2 separate regions of the Homo sapiens genome follow, and region 2 is linked to region 1. The links are chromatin loops, found by intact Hi-C in ENCODE. Cell type or tissue: PC-9. All regions are shown on one strand. Links, peaks and the distances in the headings refer to the core of each region. The heading gives the core; the rest is flanking DNA.

Region 1 (8,282 bases), core at 1,461-6,460:
ATTGTCACTTTTCCAAGGTCCTTAAAACAGGCAGAGTGAGCCAAAAATCGACATTTTCAATGAGGCAAAGGATGACTGACAGCTTCAAGAAGAATTGCTGGGCCGAGGCTGGGCGCGGTGGCTCATGCCTGTGATCCCAGCATTTTGGGAGGCTGAGGCGGGCAGATCACTTGAGGTCAGGAGCTCGAGACCAGTCTGGCCAACATGGTGAAACCCCGTCTCTACTAAAAATTAAAAAAAAAAAAAAAATTAGCCGGGCGTGGTGGCATGCACCCGTAATCCCAGCTACTGAGGAGGCTGAGGCAGGAAAATCGCTTGAGCCAGGGAAGCAGAGGTTGCAGTGAGCTGAGATTGCACTGCTACACTCCAGCCTGGGTGACAGGAGAGAAACTCTGTCTCAAAAAAAATAACAGAAAAAGAATTGCTGGGCCGATCACAAGAGCCCAGTGCAAGGGTATGCCCTCCCACAGCAAATCTTCCTTTCATGAGGCTCAACTAGCAACTTGAGAGGTCATAACTTGGTGTCTGTCTATGCTCAGTGCTACTAGGATCTGGATCTGCTTGTAGTTAGCAGATAACCTAAACTGCCCTCTGATGTTGGCATCTGATCAGCTTCTCAGCAGTTTTCTCATCAAATGATTTCCAAGAACAGTCTCTCCTCAAGAATATGGATACTCAAAGATTTGGCATTAAACTGGGAATTGAGATGAGGAATGGGAAAAAGAAAACATTCCATCCTAAGCATATATAACATGCTTTTTTTTGCCATTTTTCCCCTTCTGTCTCAATCAACCAATTACAAAACTAAAATGATAATGACAAATCAACAAGACAGGCATTAATGTTAAGGCCCAAGACAGGCTGTGCTTACCTGCTTCAAAGGCCACCATATCTGAGAATTGTACCTACTGGCCCCACTTGCTCTAGTTCTGGGGACTAACAGCTTCCCAACAACCATGAAGATGCCCATGGTCCTTTACTCTAGTCTCACACAGGAGCACCAAACTTACAATAAGTTGTTAAACCAAACCAGCAGAGAGAGGGGCTAGGATGCTAATCTGGGTTGAAATCACTGTACAGGTTGGCAGTACCCCTCACCCTCCCTCCTCCAATCTCCCCATGGCAAAAAAATGCACCTTTTTTTTTTTTTTTTTTTTTGAGACGGAGTCTTACTCTGCTGCCCAGACTGGAGTGCAGTGGCACGATCTCAGCTCACTGCAAGCTCCACCTCCTGGGTTCACGCCATTCTCCTGCCTCAGCCTCCTGAGTAGCTGGGACTACAGGCACCCGCCACCACACCTGGCTAATTTTTTGTGTTTTTAGTAGAGACGGGGTTTCAGCGTGTTAGCCAGGATGGTCTTGATCTCCTGACCTCATGATCTGCCCGCCTCGGCCTCCCAAAGTGCTGGGATTACAGGCTTGAGCCACCGCGCCCAGCCAATGCACCTTTTTTTTTTTTCTTATAAAAAAAAAAAAAAAAAAAAAGAGTCAGCTCTGTTGCCTAGGCTGTGGCGTAGTGGTAGTCCTGAACGCCTGAGCTCAAGTGATCTTCCTGCCTCAGCCTCAAGTAGCTGGGACTACAGGCATGCACCACCACACTTGACTAGTTTTTTTACTTTTTATAGAGATGGGGTCTCACTACATTGCCCAAACTGGCCTCAAACTGCTAGCATCAAGCAATCCTCCCGCCTCAGCCTCCTTAAGTCTGGGATTACAGGTGTGAGCCACTACACATAATCAAAGCCATTCATCATTTTAAAGACAATCTCTGTCCTTTGAACCAATAAAATAATCACAGTGCAAAGCTCCGAGTTCCTGGTGAACAGGCTGAAAAGACAAAAGGGAACACTGCTAACAGATTTTTCAACCACTGCTTTCTTCTCCGAAAATTTTCTTCTTTTACTTTTCTGCATGAATCTTAGTTTCAAATTTTAGACTCAAATCACCAAAAGGTACTGTCATCCCCCTAAAAAAAGGTTCTAAAGTCATAAACAAGATAAATAACATAATGTCTTGAATATCTGTGAGGAAAAATTTCTCCTTGATTCCTCTGGTAGGTGCAATGTTTTTTATCCAAATCTGTTTTCGAAGTCTATGACAGCATTTTGCATCTTTTTCTTTACTTAGAGCCTTCATTTATATTAGAACTTCCTCACATCTAAAATACATATTTCCACAATATCTGCACAGGAGGTTCAAACACAGTGATCATGACTGAAAATTATAGTTAATTACTAGTCAGCACTAAAAATAAAAAATTTAAGTTCTTATTCTCATCTAACACAGTATCTGGTTAACAGAAAGTTGCAAATAACTGTGAGGTGTGACATGCTACAGCCTGTCCTTCATCTACCTGTCTTTCCTTTTCCACTTCCTGACTCTTAAATTGTCTTTAAGAAAACATGTCCTGGCCGGGTGCGGTGGCTCATGCCTGTAATCCCAACATTTTGGGAGGCCAAGGCAGGCAGATCACTTGAGGCCAGGAGTTCGAGAGCAACCTGGCCAACCAACATGGCAAAACCACATCTCTACTAAAAATACAAAAAAATTAGCCAGGCACGGTGGCTCACGCCTATAAACCCAGCTACTCGGGAGGCTGAGGTGGGAGAATCGCTTGAACAAGGGAGGCAGAGGTTGCAATGAGCCAAGATCGTGCCACTGGGCGAAACCTGTCTCCAAGAAAAAAAAAAAGAAAAGAAAAGAAAAAAGAAGAAAATACATCCTGAAAACCATTGCAAATTCTACTCATGCCAACTAGGACCATGCCCAGGATTCTGGTCCCCAGTTAACCTCATCAGTGACACATTTTTCTGCCGCTGGTCATAAAATTCAGAGTAAACGATGCCCCATTTTGTCCTTGCACTGGAAGGGTTCTGCTGATGATGCTTCAGTATACTATTAGAAAATTCTCCTCTCTTCTAGATAAACCTGCATCTGTAGACATAAAATGTTTGGGCATATAATTTAATTTCCTAAACCAGCTTCCTTATTGGCAGACTTTGATACTCCTAAAAATGCATCTGTTCCTGACCCCTTTGCAAGCACTCAAAGTATTCATTCTGTAATCCAATATTGGCCTAAACTATGAAATGCTAGAAAATGCTATAATTATCTACATGGGCCACTTTAAGAAAACCTCATGCAATCAGGGCTTAGTACTAACATGAGAAAAGCTAGGATAAACATTAGCTGAGTAAAGAAAAAGTTTTAAAATCACATCAACTTTTTTGGAGTATCCAACAATTTCCACATGCCACTGCTATATGTTATTTTACACATTCTTTTTAACAAATCCCTTCAAGAAAGGTAGTATGCTCCCCATTTTACAGATAAGGAAACCCAGGTTCAGGGAGAGGTAAGCAATTTTTCCAAATAACACAGCTAGAAAGTGGCAGAGCATTATTCCAAAGTCTTTCCACTCCACCACACTATGCCTCATAACCATCTGCAGAAGAGCAGCTTTGGAATGAAGGATATTAGGAGAGGCAAGTGAATTGTCACTGGGAAGTCACTGTGTTGCCCACAATTTCCTTCTTCCTCTTATCACGTCACACTGTCTACAGAAGGACACCTCATGATGAGTCATTTTCTAGTTGGGGCACTCAAGCACTAAGGCCCTTCAACTTACAGACAGTGTAATATGGAAATGTGTTTTAATCCTGGAAGCACTGAGTTTGGATTAATTTCACTTTACTCATTCACAGAAGAAAAAAATTCCTGAGAACAGCTCCTACCTAAAATGCAAGAACTAGAAAAGTCCAAGCCCACCCTGTGAAAGGGCACACCTGGAAGCTCCTTAAGTTGGTGACGGATGACAAGGAAGGTTTAACAGCACAGGAAATTCCCCCATGGTATAAATTATACTAGGTGTGACTGAAACGGCTAAATTAGGTCATGATAGATGGTTGTGTCAGACAGAACAGGTTATGCAAACAAAGACTATGACATGGAGGATGATTTTTGCTGCACAAAAAGAATAGAAAGAGGCGGAAGGAAAAAGCTACAGAATCATAGGCACTGAAGATAAATGAAAACTAAAATAAATGAAGACAAAATTAAATGGCTTCCAGTAATCAAAATTCAATACTGAAACTTTTTTAAAAAGAAAAAAAGAAAAAAAAACTCAATACTGAGAATAGATACAACTCAATGAGAATTGGATATGAAGCACTTTTTTTTTTCTAATAGGAACCAAAGAAATATACTACGGCATAGAAAACTGGCTCAGAACAGGGTATGCAACGGATTTTATTCACACGTGTAAATCTTTAAACTTAGGTCCTAAATGGTCCTATCACATTAGAAGAAAAACAATGTACATAATATTTAATCAATGAGTAAGCACTTACTAGATACACTGTGCTCTTGAGAACTGTTTCACAAGTGGCCTTGCTAAAGTAGAATATCACATTTTAGCTAGAACCACCCAAGTATTTCTAAAAGTGACTGGTATCTATTCCACGCATCAACAAAAGGGAAAAAGAAACTTCTAGAACTTTCCACCTCAAACATTTCACTGAAGGATGATGCACATAGCAATCAAACATTCCGATTTTAAGCAAGTAAAAGAGAGCAAAGAAAAAGTATTCATATAAAACAGGAAGTGAGAGGGACAATTTGAGGCAGCCAATTCAACAGCACATCGCCTAAGGCCAAGGCAGAATTATTTTCAGCAGGCAACATGCTACGCACAAGGATTTCAGCCAGCATAACGTGTGTGCTGCGGTAAAAATACTACTGAAGAGGATTCTTGAATAAAGGCACCCACCATGGCATTTCACAAGTCACTTTATTCCACATGTGGAATAAGAGACAAACTGCCTTATGGCTTAATTTTTAATATCATGTGAAAAGCTCTGCACATACTGCTGCGCTTTCTGATTTTTGTCTACTTTATTAGCTGAGAACACTTATGAATCTAAAAATACTTCGTTTTGGGGAGTGGAATTCCTTTATTCGTATTTGCACATGACTTTACCTGTCAAAATCTTTCACAATGCCACTAGGTATATAGGTTTCAACAAGTTTAGTATAATTCCAATCTTAGCCAACTATATTATGTAAGTAATCTCAATGTGGGAGGCAGCCTCTAAAATGATCTCCCTATCTTCTGGTTTTTATGTCTCTGTGTAAACCCCTCCCCAATCTACCTTTTTTTGGCAGGCGGGGTGTGGGGGACAGCGCAGCGGTGTAGAAACAGTATTTATTATGTTGCCCAGGCCGGTCTCCAGCTCCTGGACTCAAGTGATCCTCCCACCTTGGCCTCCAAAAGTGCTGCGATTACAGACATGAGCCATTATGCCTGGTCCCAATCTACTACTTTTTTTGTTTGTTTTGAGACAGGGTCTCACTGTGCCACCCAGGCTGGAGTGCAGTGGTAGGATCTCTGCTCACTGTAACCTCCACCTCCTGGGTTCAAGTGATTCTTGTGCCTCAGCTTCCCAAGTACCTGGGATTACAGGCACCTGCCACCATGCCCGGCTAATTTTTGTATCTTTAATAGAGAAGATCGTTTCACCTTGTTGGCCAGGCTTTCTAGAACTCCTGACCTCAAGTGATCTGCCCGCCTCAGCCTCCCAAAGCGCTGGGATTACAGGCATGTGCACTGTGCCCAGCCCCATTCTACTTCTAATATAATAGCAGAAGTGACAGGATGTTGCTTCCAAATTAGTTTATAAAGAGCATGTGCCTTCTGTTTTAGGCACTCACTGGCTCTCTCTCAGATTAGGAGCTGCATGTGGTGAGGAGTTGACACCTCCTGTCAACAACCACCTGAATAAGCTTGGAAGCAGAATGCCCAGCCCTGCTCCAGCCTTCAGATGACTGCAACCTGAGACAGACAGCCGTGGAGATCCAACTAACACACACCTCAAGTCCTGGCCCACAGAAACTATGAGTCAGTAAATGTCTGTTTTTTAAACCACTAAGTTTTGGGATAATGTGTTATACTGCAATAAATAAATTAAATTAAATTGGATAATTAATATATTTCTTTATATATGATCCTGTCACAGAACATATAACATTATTTGGACATAAAATTCAACCAAAAACAAAAAAAAAGTGGGGTGAAACACAAATATATTCAAGTACCTAGCCTTAAAAAAACAAAAGGGGTCAGGCACAGTGGCTCATGCCTATTATCTCAGCACTCTGGGAGGCTGAGGCAGGCAAATCACTTGAAGTCAGGAGTTTGAGACCAGCCTGGCCAACATGGTGAACTTCCATCTCTACTAAAAATACAAAAATTAGCCAGGTGTGGTTGCGTGTACCCATAGTCCCAGCTACTCGGGAGGCTGAGGCAGGAGAATCACTTGAACCCAGGAGGCTGAGGTTGCAGTGAACCACAATCACACCACTGCACTCCAGCCTGGGTAACACAGCGAGACTCTGTCAAAAAATAAAAGGAATCCCCATTTGGATTATCTTTCAAACATAAAAAAAATTATACACATATTCTGGTATCTAGGCTAGTTTAAAACAAAACAAATCAGATTGATTATTTTTCAGTCCTAAAAAGTAATTAGTGAAACATTTTAGAAATATAGCCAAGTTATAAAATTCCTGGGAGATTTCCAGTGGCAAATAATGGCCTATTTCTTCTACTAACTCACATAAAATGATTCAGCATTCCTCCCTTGATGATTAAAATGAGCAGATTACCCTGGAGAATCAATGTTAAGCAAAGACAAATGCCTGCCTTCCATTATCTTTTTGTAGTATTTTATGTTCTGCAGTGCACTATACTTCTACAAAGAAAGGGCTATGGTGTTCTACTTAAGAAAACGATGAGTCCTAAAGGAACAAAGTACAGCCACCAAAAAAATTATGTATATCATGATAAACGAACCAGGGAGGATGATGTGTCAAGGATGGGATTAGAAAAAGTGCTTACACACATATAAACATAACATAGATATAAATACAAATACATATATATAAAATATAAATACAGGTATACGTGATTTGAACACAGCCACAAAAGAGCATTCAATTTTATTTCACGAAGCTATTTTGAAGCCCTAGTTTACACCCATACTTTTATTGACATTGAAATAAGTTGGTCTTTAAAAAAGAAAATCACATAAATAGAAACTCTAATGCTGTTTCCAAACCTGAAAGTCACCCAGGTCACTCCTACAATAGGTTCAGGTTCTAAAACAAAACCCTAAAACATTTATCAACCCACTTTACTAAACAGTTTACTTTTTTGTGTGTGAGAAAGAGAGAGGCAGGGAGGGAGAGGGAGAGAGAGAGAGACAAAGAGACAGAGAGACAGAGAGAGAGAGAGAGAGAGAGAGATGGGGTCTCACTCTGTCGCCCAGGCTGGAGTACAGTAACACGATCACAACTCACTGCAGACTCAACCTCCCAGGCTCAGGTGATCCTCCCACCTCAGCCTTCCTCCCATCCCAGCCTTCAGCTGGGAACACAGACACATGCCACCATGCCTGACTTTTTTTTTTTTTTTTTTTTGTAGAGATGGGGTCCCACTAGGTTGCCCAGGCTGGTCTTGAACTCCCGGACTCAAGCAATCCTCCAGCCTCAGCCTCCCAAAGTGCTAGGATTAAAGGTGTGAACCACTGCACCCAGCCAAAAGTTTACTTTTTAAAAGGCTCTATCTATATGATGTTAAATACTTGACAAAAACTCTTACGTTCCACAAAATAGTCTTGATGTATTGGAGACTGGGAGTCGGGGAAAATGACTGTTGCTGATGAAGAAACACTAGCCATTTGTGCTGGGCTGGCAGGACTCTGCACTCACAGTGAAGATGAGCCATAGACATGACTTCTAGGGTTCCCACATTCAGCTACCAGCAAACCTACCAGCTACCACTAGAAGCACTACATTTACTTTGCAAATATAATACACACCTGGTATGTTTTAAGAATAAGAAACATTGTACATCAGACCATCAACATTATCACATGATTCAAATCAACACTCCATACACTGAGAATTTTCATGCCAGTGGGGGCACTGAGGGACAGATTCTATCAGAAGGCGTATTTGTTCACCATCTTAGTAGTTCTTAAAGGGGCAGAACCACTGCCCAGAGGACATTTTGGAAATTTTGTTGTCACAATGACTGGAGGTCACTGCTGGTATTTAGTGGCGGAGGTCAAGGACCTCTAAACATTCTGCAATGTGTGGGACAGTCCCACAAAAGGAAGAAATTGTCTTCAATATCTAAAGGTCCCACCAGACACTCGGGTCAGAAATTTGTCTATAATTTTCTGAGCCTTGAGCTCATAAACACAAAGTATTTTTGCCCAGTG
Region 2 (8,282 bases), core at 934-5,933, 59 kb before region 1:
TATTCAGGACAGTGAAGATTCATGATACTTATTATAAAAGAAAATATACTAGAGTGGGTGGCCCACACATAATTTAAAGTATGTGTCTAAAACAGAAAGGAAAAGAATCGCACCCGCTCCCTAGTCCTCAAAAAAAAAAAATGCATTCAGAACAGGTTCCCCAGGACCTGAACTCACTCTGTCTTTATCGTCTGCTACATCACAAAGAATGTCATCAAGGTCTAGTATTCCTCCATCTCCATGTTCCAAGCGATGCACCTGTATCCAGTAGTTTGGATCCTATACGAAAGAACAGAAACACTGAATATAGCAAGTTAGCATCACCAAAAGGGAATTAGACATTTTAAACCGTGATAACTTCCTGCCCATAAAAAGGAATCAACCTCATATCAACAATACTGCAACTGATTAAAAATTCAGACAGCACCCTAAGTTTGGTATTGAGTCACTGCTCCTTTTATGATGGAGTGACTCATACACACTCTTCCCTTTGGCTCTGATGCTGATACTCTATTATGATAGGAACTGCACAAACCTGCAATATGTACTGCATAAGTAATACTGATTTCTCTAAAGCATACTAGATTTCCTATTGCCCAATATATGAAATACTTATTATACTTATTAACCCCCAATGCAATCTACAGAAATATTCTAATAAGCAAACAGCATATATTATGTGTCTGAAGAATTTGTATTTTTGCTTATCTGCAAAAAGTAGTTTGCACACCCTGGTGGCTCCAAGTGTTTCTTACAAATAGGTCTAAAGATAGGGACACAGAAGGATGCTGACAAGACCGTAGTGAACAAAGCACATCCTGTGTGGCTTGAGCCTCTTTTTACAGAGACAAAATGACACACACACACACACACACACACATATTAAAATGCGTAAACACACACACACACACACACCCCCCTCAAAATTTGCAGTGGTTATCCTGCAGTGGGATTGAGGAGAAGGAAAAAAAAGGACATCATTTTAAATTTTATACACTTCTATATGGTGTACGTATATTTTAAAATCCTTAAAACTCTGCTTTCAAATGATCTGAAGAAGAAACATAGTTGTGTGTTTCTGAACTTCTACATCACTCTTACGTACATATTCAGATGAAAATATACTAAATTGCATGTTTCACCATTCCCTACTGCTTTCATTCTGCAACACAATTGCTATCCAGAAGTTCAATCCTCCATTCTTCATACCTAAAGATGATGTTTGATACAGTTCTTTCCTGAAGCAAAGATTGGAAGAAGGAGGCTAATGATTAATGAAGAGTTAAAATACAGATTCCTGGACCCTGTTCCAGATCTACTGACTAAGACCCTGGAGCAGGGGTGCGGGGAGAATCCATATTATTAAGAAGCTCTCCAAGTCCATCTCTAACAAAGCATGCCTAAGTATCACTGAAACGGAACACTTATTTTAAAAATGCAGAATGACCAATCCTTGTCACTTTTTAACCAGCACAGCAAGTAACTCAGACCTTAATCCTCAAAGTTATTAAACATTACCGTTAAAACCATTTTGCAAGTAACAGAGTTCCTCTGCACCCTCATCTATCTGGACCTCTATGAAAGGAATCATTTATCTAGAACACAGAGAGTAAGTTTGTAAAACAAACACTCACACACACACACACACACACACGTTGGCATCCTCTTCATTTGTGGGGCCTATTCTGACTGCACATGAATCCCAATTACAACATCATCCAGGAGTCCCTGGGACACCTGCCACTGAGACAGCTCCAGAATTTGGCATCTCCAGATGTGTTGAGTCCCCAAAGAATGAAGTCCCAAAACCATTTACTGATGGTAAATGGTATTTCCTCTTCAAGGAAAATTGGAAATAATGTCCTGGGGGTGAATAAGAAAGAGGTGTCCCCTGGCCACTTAGAATAGCCACATCCTGCCCACCTCTTCCCACCAAGCAAGCTCAAGGGTGACCCAATCAACTTAAATATCAACTTTCGTTTCTAAAATACTTCCACACACACAAGCACACCAACCTCCAAAATGTGGCTTATGAAACCATTCTTTAAGCCTCCTAATCCTGTTCACTCCCTCCAGATGAGATCATTATCTGCAGCCTTTATATAATATTTGTAGCCACCCCTTGGAAATAAATCCGCACCTATGGACTTTCTCAACCTCATAACTTCATCCTTCAGAACTTGCTACATTTCCACCTTTTCCCCAGCACTTTCCCTTTCACAGCCTGTTAGGCCCTGCACCATTTTCCCCCCACTCTGTGCCCAAGGCCTCCAATGCCTGGACCACACCTTACCCTCCAGGCCAGCCCTGTCTGTCCATCAAGACTTCTCAGGCATCCTCTTCTCCAAGAGCTTTTCCTGACCATCACACCCCCAAAGCAGATCAGCAGTCTAACTCCAGCCCACTGTTTTCTTTTGTTTAGAGACAGTCTCGCTCTGTCATCCAAGCTGAAGTACAATGGTGCAATCATAGCTCAATGCAGCCTCCAACTCCTGGGCTCAAGCAATCCTCCCACCTCAGCCTCCCAAAGTGCTGGGATGATAGGCATGAGCCACTGAGCCCAGCCTGTCCCACTGTTAATGTTCCTAAAAACCACAATCGTATGGAAGATAGAGTCAGGTGTCAAGCGTGAGCCTTTAAAGGCTGTGAATTATTTTTACATATGCAGCACAAAACCTTTTGTTGACACTACTTTACCTTCCGGTTATTATACCAATTCTTTGATGATCTTCACAGCAAATTTTTTTTAAAAATTGTCTATACTTGCTTCAAGTGTGTCTTCCTCCCATAACCCCATTCCAATCAGGCTTCCTCTTCCATCATATCCACAGCAGCCTCCACGATGCTTAACACAAAAGTCTGTTGTCTGTCCTCATCTTATTTGGTCTATCAGCAGAATATGTTACCCTCTCTTTGAAATACTCTATAAACTTGGCTTGTAATCCTCCAACTAACTGATCAAGGCTTTTCTAATTTTGAGAGTCAATGGTTGACTCCTGCCTCCGGAGGGGTCCTGACTCAACAGTCAGCTATGCCAAGCAATCATGATAACATCATGCCAAGGCAAATATCAGGCTGCCACTTATTAAATGCCACTCCACAAAAATGTGCTGAATGGATATGACGTTTTGAAAAGAACTGAGCAGGAGATCAACAGTAACCCCAACAGAGCATGCTGCATTAAAAATAAAAAAATAATAAATAAAACATAAAAAATAAACATATAAAAATGACCTCCTCCCACAAGAGTTTAAAAACCAGGAAGGATATTTTTGCCACTGAAAAATACAACTCCGTAGAACAGTGGTCTCTTGGGAAATTTTAACTGGCAGCTTTCATACCATAATTCTCTTTCAATGAACAGAGGACTTGCTTTATTTTCAAGGGAAGAGTCCAGTATCCAGTGAGAAAAAGTTAGCGCATACTTATTGATTCCACTTTGTAGTAGTTTGCATTAAAAAGTTTAAAATAATAACAGTAGGAATCTCTACTGTCCAGTCCATAGACACTCAGAAATGTAGCTGAGCAAAAAATTGTGATAAGGTCCGGCATGATGGCTCATCCCTGTAATCCCAGAACTTTAGAAGGCCAAGGCATAGTGACCCACACCTGCAGTCCCAGCTAATTGGGAGACTAAGGCAGGGGGATCCCTTGAGCACAAAAATTCAAGGCTGCAGTGAGCTGTGATTGTATCACTGCACTCCAGCCTGGGCAACAGAGTGAGGCCCCGTCTCTTAGGGGGAAGATAAAAGTTATGATAAGCCACTTTTTATACTACCAATAAATTCTAATTCTACAATAATTGTATCAGTCATTGGGTGAATAAACAAACATGACAGAACATTCAACTAAAAAAGAAGAAGAATGTTTCTCATTCAGGATATGTCCATTTAAAATAACAAAAGAGTTAAACACTAACAATAATTGTGTATTATGACAACCAAAAGTCCATCACACACAGCAATAAACGAGGGGCAGAGTTCATCCATCAAATAGATGATCAAGCAGTGAATGTCCTCATGGGGCAAGGCTCCCAAGGATAGGTCCAAACCCACCGAAGAAACCTGGAGACAAAACCACATGAAGAATCACTGCTCTTATTCAGATAAAGAACATCAACTTCACCTTGCCTAGTGCTAGACAAAACATTTCCTAAGACTAAGAATGGAAGCAGAGGTAACTCTACAAGATGCAAGTTGCAAGGAATGCTGAGGCCCACTCTACTCCAGGATGTGGTAAGAGAAAACAGTGCAAAGTCCTAAGGCGAGCTTTTGTGAGTTATGACATGTATAATGCATAGGCTCCGCATATTACCCACATGTGCAAATTTCAAGAAAAGTATCTGCAACTAGAAATAGCACCCTACTTTTTCATTAACCATGGCATACAGCAATGGTCAATATCCTGTCTAACTTAAGACCAGAAAAAGATCACTGAAAAAAATCTATGTTGATAAAAAAAAAATTTGAGTATTTACTACATGCAAAGCATTGCATGAAGGCAAAGAAACAATCATCACCCAACATCAGAAATTAAAATTTATCTGACAGGCCAGGCGCAGTGGCTCACACCTATAATCCCAGTACTTTGGGAGGCTGAGGCAGGTGGGTCACCTGAGGTCAGGAGTTAGAGACCAGCCTGGCCGACATGATGAAACCCTGTCTCTACAAAAAGCATAAAAATTAGCCAGGCATGGTGGCGTGCGCCTGTAGTCCCAGCTCCTCTTTCTCCTGTAGTCCCAGGAGAATCACTTGAACCTGGGAGGCGGAGGTTGCAGTGAGCTGAGATCACACCACTGCACTCCAGCCTGAGCAACAGAGTGAGACTCCATCTCAAAAATAAAATAAAATTTATCTGACAAAATATAAGTCATAAAAAAGAGGTAGACCACGTGTTCAAAGAAAACTACACCAAAAAAAAAATGTTTTGTGAATTCAGGAAGGAAAGATCACTCTCACTTGGAAAGGTCTTCATGGGGAGGTTTTAGCAGAATGAGCAGACCAGAGGGACAGGGCACAAGAGGAGGACCCTGAGCAGGGGGAAGGGTGTGAGCAGCAGGGAAGAATGGCAGAGGTGATTCAGAACGCTGTGAACACAAAGATAAAAATGAAAGGGTAAAAACATCATATCAAAAAGACACACTTATTTTTATTTCCTACTGAAAGCCCACTGAAACCACAATACACGCGGGGATGTTGTTGTTGTTGTTGTTGTTGTTGTTGTTGTTGTTGTTGTTTCCAAGCATAATCGCACAAAGACAAAGAGAACAGAGGGAAATGAGGGAAACACAGTTTTTGGAAGCTGAGAAGCAGATGGCCCAGAGGCGACACATTTTGCAGAACCAAGAAAGGGAACCCCAAGGTAACTGTGGGGAAAGCCAAGAAGCAGCAAGACTTCCCCAACAGAGCCGGTAAGAGGCTCTGGAATGGGGAGAACCAAGAATGTCAGAACACCGGAACAAGGATGGGAAGGGGCCAGGCACGGTAGTTTATGCCTATACTCCCAGTGCTTTGGGAGGCAGGGACAGGAGGATCACTCAAGCCCAGGAGCTCCAGACTAGTCTGGGGAACGTAGTGAGGCCCCATCTCTACAAAAAAACTGGAAAAATCACCAACGTGTGGTGGTGTGCACCTGTGCCCATAGTCCAGCTACTTGGGAGGCTAAGGTGGAGGATCTCTTGAGCCCAGGGGTTCGAGGCTACAGTGAGCTTGTCTCTAAAATATAATAATAAAACAATTTTGGCTGGGTGTGGTGGCTTACGCCTGTAATCCTAGCACTTTGGGAGGCCAAGGTGGGTGGATCACTTGAGGTCAAGAGTTTGAAACCAGCCTGGCCAACATGGTGAAAGCAAGTCTCTACTAAAAATACAAAACAATTAGCCGGGCATAGTGGCGGGCACCTGTAATCCCACCTACTCAGGAGGCTGAGGCAGGAGAATCGCTTGAACCCGGGAGGCAGAGGTTGCAGTGAGCTGAGATTGCGCCACTGCACTCCAGCCTGGGCAACAGCAACACTCCGTCTCAAAATAATAATGATAATAAAACAATTTTAATATTAAAAAAAAAAAAGCCAGGCATGATAGTGCATACCTGTAGTCCCAGCCACCTAGGAGGCTGAGGTGGGAGGATCACCTGACCCTGGGGAATTTCAGGCTGCAGTGAGCCATGACTGCGTCACTGCATTCCAGCCTGGGCACAGTAAGACCGTGTCTCAGAAAAAATAATAATAATAAAATTAAAATAATAATAAATGTAAAAGATGGGAGGAAAAATAACAATACTGTCTGAAAGTCTGTAGTAATTAAAGCCCCAGCTTCCCAATGCTTCCAGAGAGCACAGTGACTGCCCCTCCCAGCCCCTGGCGGCTCACTGCAGGCTCAGACAGCAGGTCTGGACTGAGAAACTAGAGGAGGAACAATTGTAGAGGTGCCTTGTTGAAAATGAGAGGAGCCAAGTGAATATTTACGTACTGATTACAGAAAAATCCAGCCCTCTGCTTCCACTTGCTCTCAGAATGCCAGCCAGGGCTTATCCCCCCAAGGCTAGAGGTGGGAAGATCTTTCCCTGGGCCTCTATCCATCTAAAGAGAAAAGGCAGGGGGGAATCTGGCCCAGTCCAGGGACCACCCAGTGAAGCTCACAGTGTACGCCCGTGCCTGAACTCAGTGCTCTCAAGTTACCATTAGTGCCTTAGGTCAGAGCCAACCATGGAGAGACAGACTTTTAAGAACACCCCAAGGATGGAAGAGAGAACAAAACAAATAGTAAACACAACTTGAAAGAACCAGAGACTGTATAAAAAGATGCTACTAAAAATCCATCACTGGTATCCTGAGAGAGGTCAGATGGTGGTACATTCAGGTTGCAGAGGAATATGAGAAGGGAGGAAAGCAAGAAAGAAAGAAACGTGGTGAGAGAGAATTTTTTTAAAAAAAGTATTTTGGAATTAAAATATGAAAAACAGGCCAGGCACAGTGGTTCATTCCTGTAATCCCAGCACTTTGGAGGCCAAGGCAGGTGAACTGCTTGAGGCCAGGAGTTTAAGGCCAGCCTGGGCAACACAGCAAGATCCCATCTGTACAAAAAAAAAAACCATAAAAATAAGTCAGGTGTGGTGGCATGCACCCACAGTCCCAGCTACTCAGGAGGCTGAGGCAGAAAGACTGCTTGAGCCCAGGAGTTCAAGGCTATGGTGAGTTACGACTGGGCCACTGCACTCTAGCCTGTGTGACAGACACTCTGTCCAAAAAAAACTAAACAAAATACTAAGAGCTCAATAGGAAAATTAAGAGAAGTTGAAAATATCTCCCCTAGGAAGTTGGAAAAAAAAAAAAGACAAAGAAGATAAAAAAGGCTAATAATAAAATTAGACCAGTCAAGTAAGTCAAGCAACTTGAATAACAGGAGTTCTAGAAAAAGAGAATTGGGAAAACAGAGAAATAACCAAAAACAATTTCAACTTAATTCCCCAAAATGACATATGTTTCCACATTAAAAAGTTCCATAGAGACCCCAACACAATGTATAAAAGCAGACATACACCAAGGCACATCAGAACACAGAAGAAAAACAGAAGATTGGTGGGGGGAAGGGAAGGAGAACATCCAGAAAATAAAGCACAGGCCACAGTGAGGGAAAAGGAGTCACAGCAATACTGGAATCTAGACAATCATCTACCAGTGACTTCAAAACTCCTACAAGAAATAGTCCCCCATCCTAGAATTCCATTTCTTGCCCAAATACCGGTAAAGTATGAAGGTAGAAAAAAGACCTTTTTTAGAAATGCAACGTTTCCAAAAACATTACCCCTTTGTAAGTGGAAGATGTGTTCCAACAAAATAAGGCAATAAACCATGAATGAGAATGACACAGCATATGAAAACAGGAGACATAACACAGAAGACAGCTCCCGGGACGATGGTGAAGGTGGATCCCATATTCCAGGACGTCAGCTGCAAACCTGGAGCAGAGTGACCAGTCCAGACACCCCAAATGTGACCTCTTCAAAATGGCACTGAAAGAGTACCCAATGCAACTAAACACAGCAAGACACAATTTTAACAACTGACTAAGGCTAAGGCTAATTAGTTATAAATGTACAGAAGATCAACCAAAGGAAAAAACATTCCTCATTTCAGGAAAAACACAAAAGTTGTGAAGGAAAGAAAAGGTGATCAAGGTATCATACATGGTTCAGCTGTAAGTAGCTTTAATAATAAAAATAATGTGAACCTAGAATATTTAATCAAATTTGTAACCATATTTTGTAACAAAGTGGTCTAAA

Evidence for each region. A loop is a pair of places that touch in the nucleus more often than their neighbours do. Peaks named below come from ENCODE experiments on the same cell type or tissue, not always from the same donor. Only the 100,000 strongest peaks of a DNase experiment are listed, where the experiment ranks them.
Region 2: a loop joins it to region 1, with 4 times the contacts of the local background. A loop is called at or near these places in 1 of 110 quality-filtered maps.

The regions. Positions count from the first base shown.
Region 1 is chr10:34,755,014-34,763,295 of GRCh38, forward strand. All of the region lies in intron 1 of PARD3 (par-3 family cell polarity regulator), which reads right to left. Among named protein-coding and RNA genes, the nearest start is that of PARD3, 56 kb to the right of the region's middle. In PC-9, for the core only: no CTCF peak of the experiment used is centred there; a DNase peak (open chromatin) is centred at 3,558; H3K27ac peaks cover 3,241 bases.
Region 2 is chr10:34,696,141-34,704,422 of GRCh38, forward strand. PARD3 (par-3 family cell polarity regulator) reads right to left here. Exons shown (of 25, transcript NM_001184785.2): 2 at 178-279. Among named protein-coding and RNA genes, the nearest start is that of PARD3, 120 kb to the right of the region's middle. In PC-9, for the core only: no CTCF peak of the experiment used is centred there; a DNase peak (open chromatin) is centred at 3,061; H3K27ac peaks cover 1,697 bases.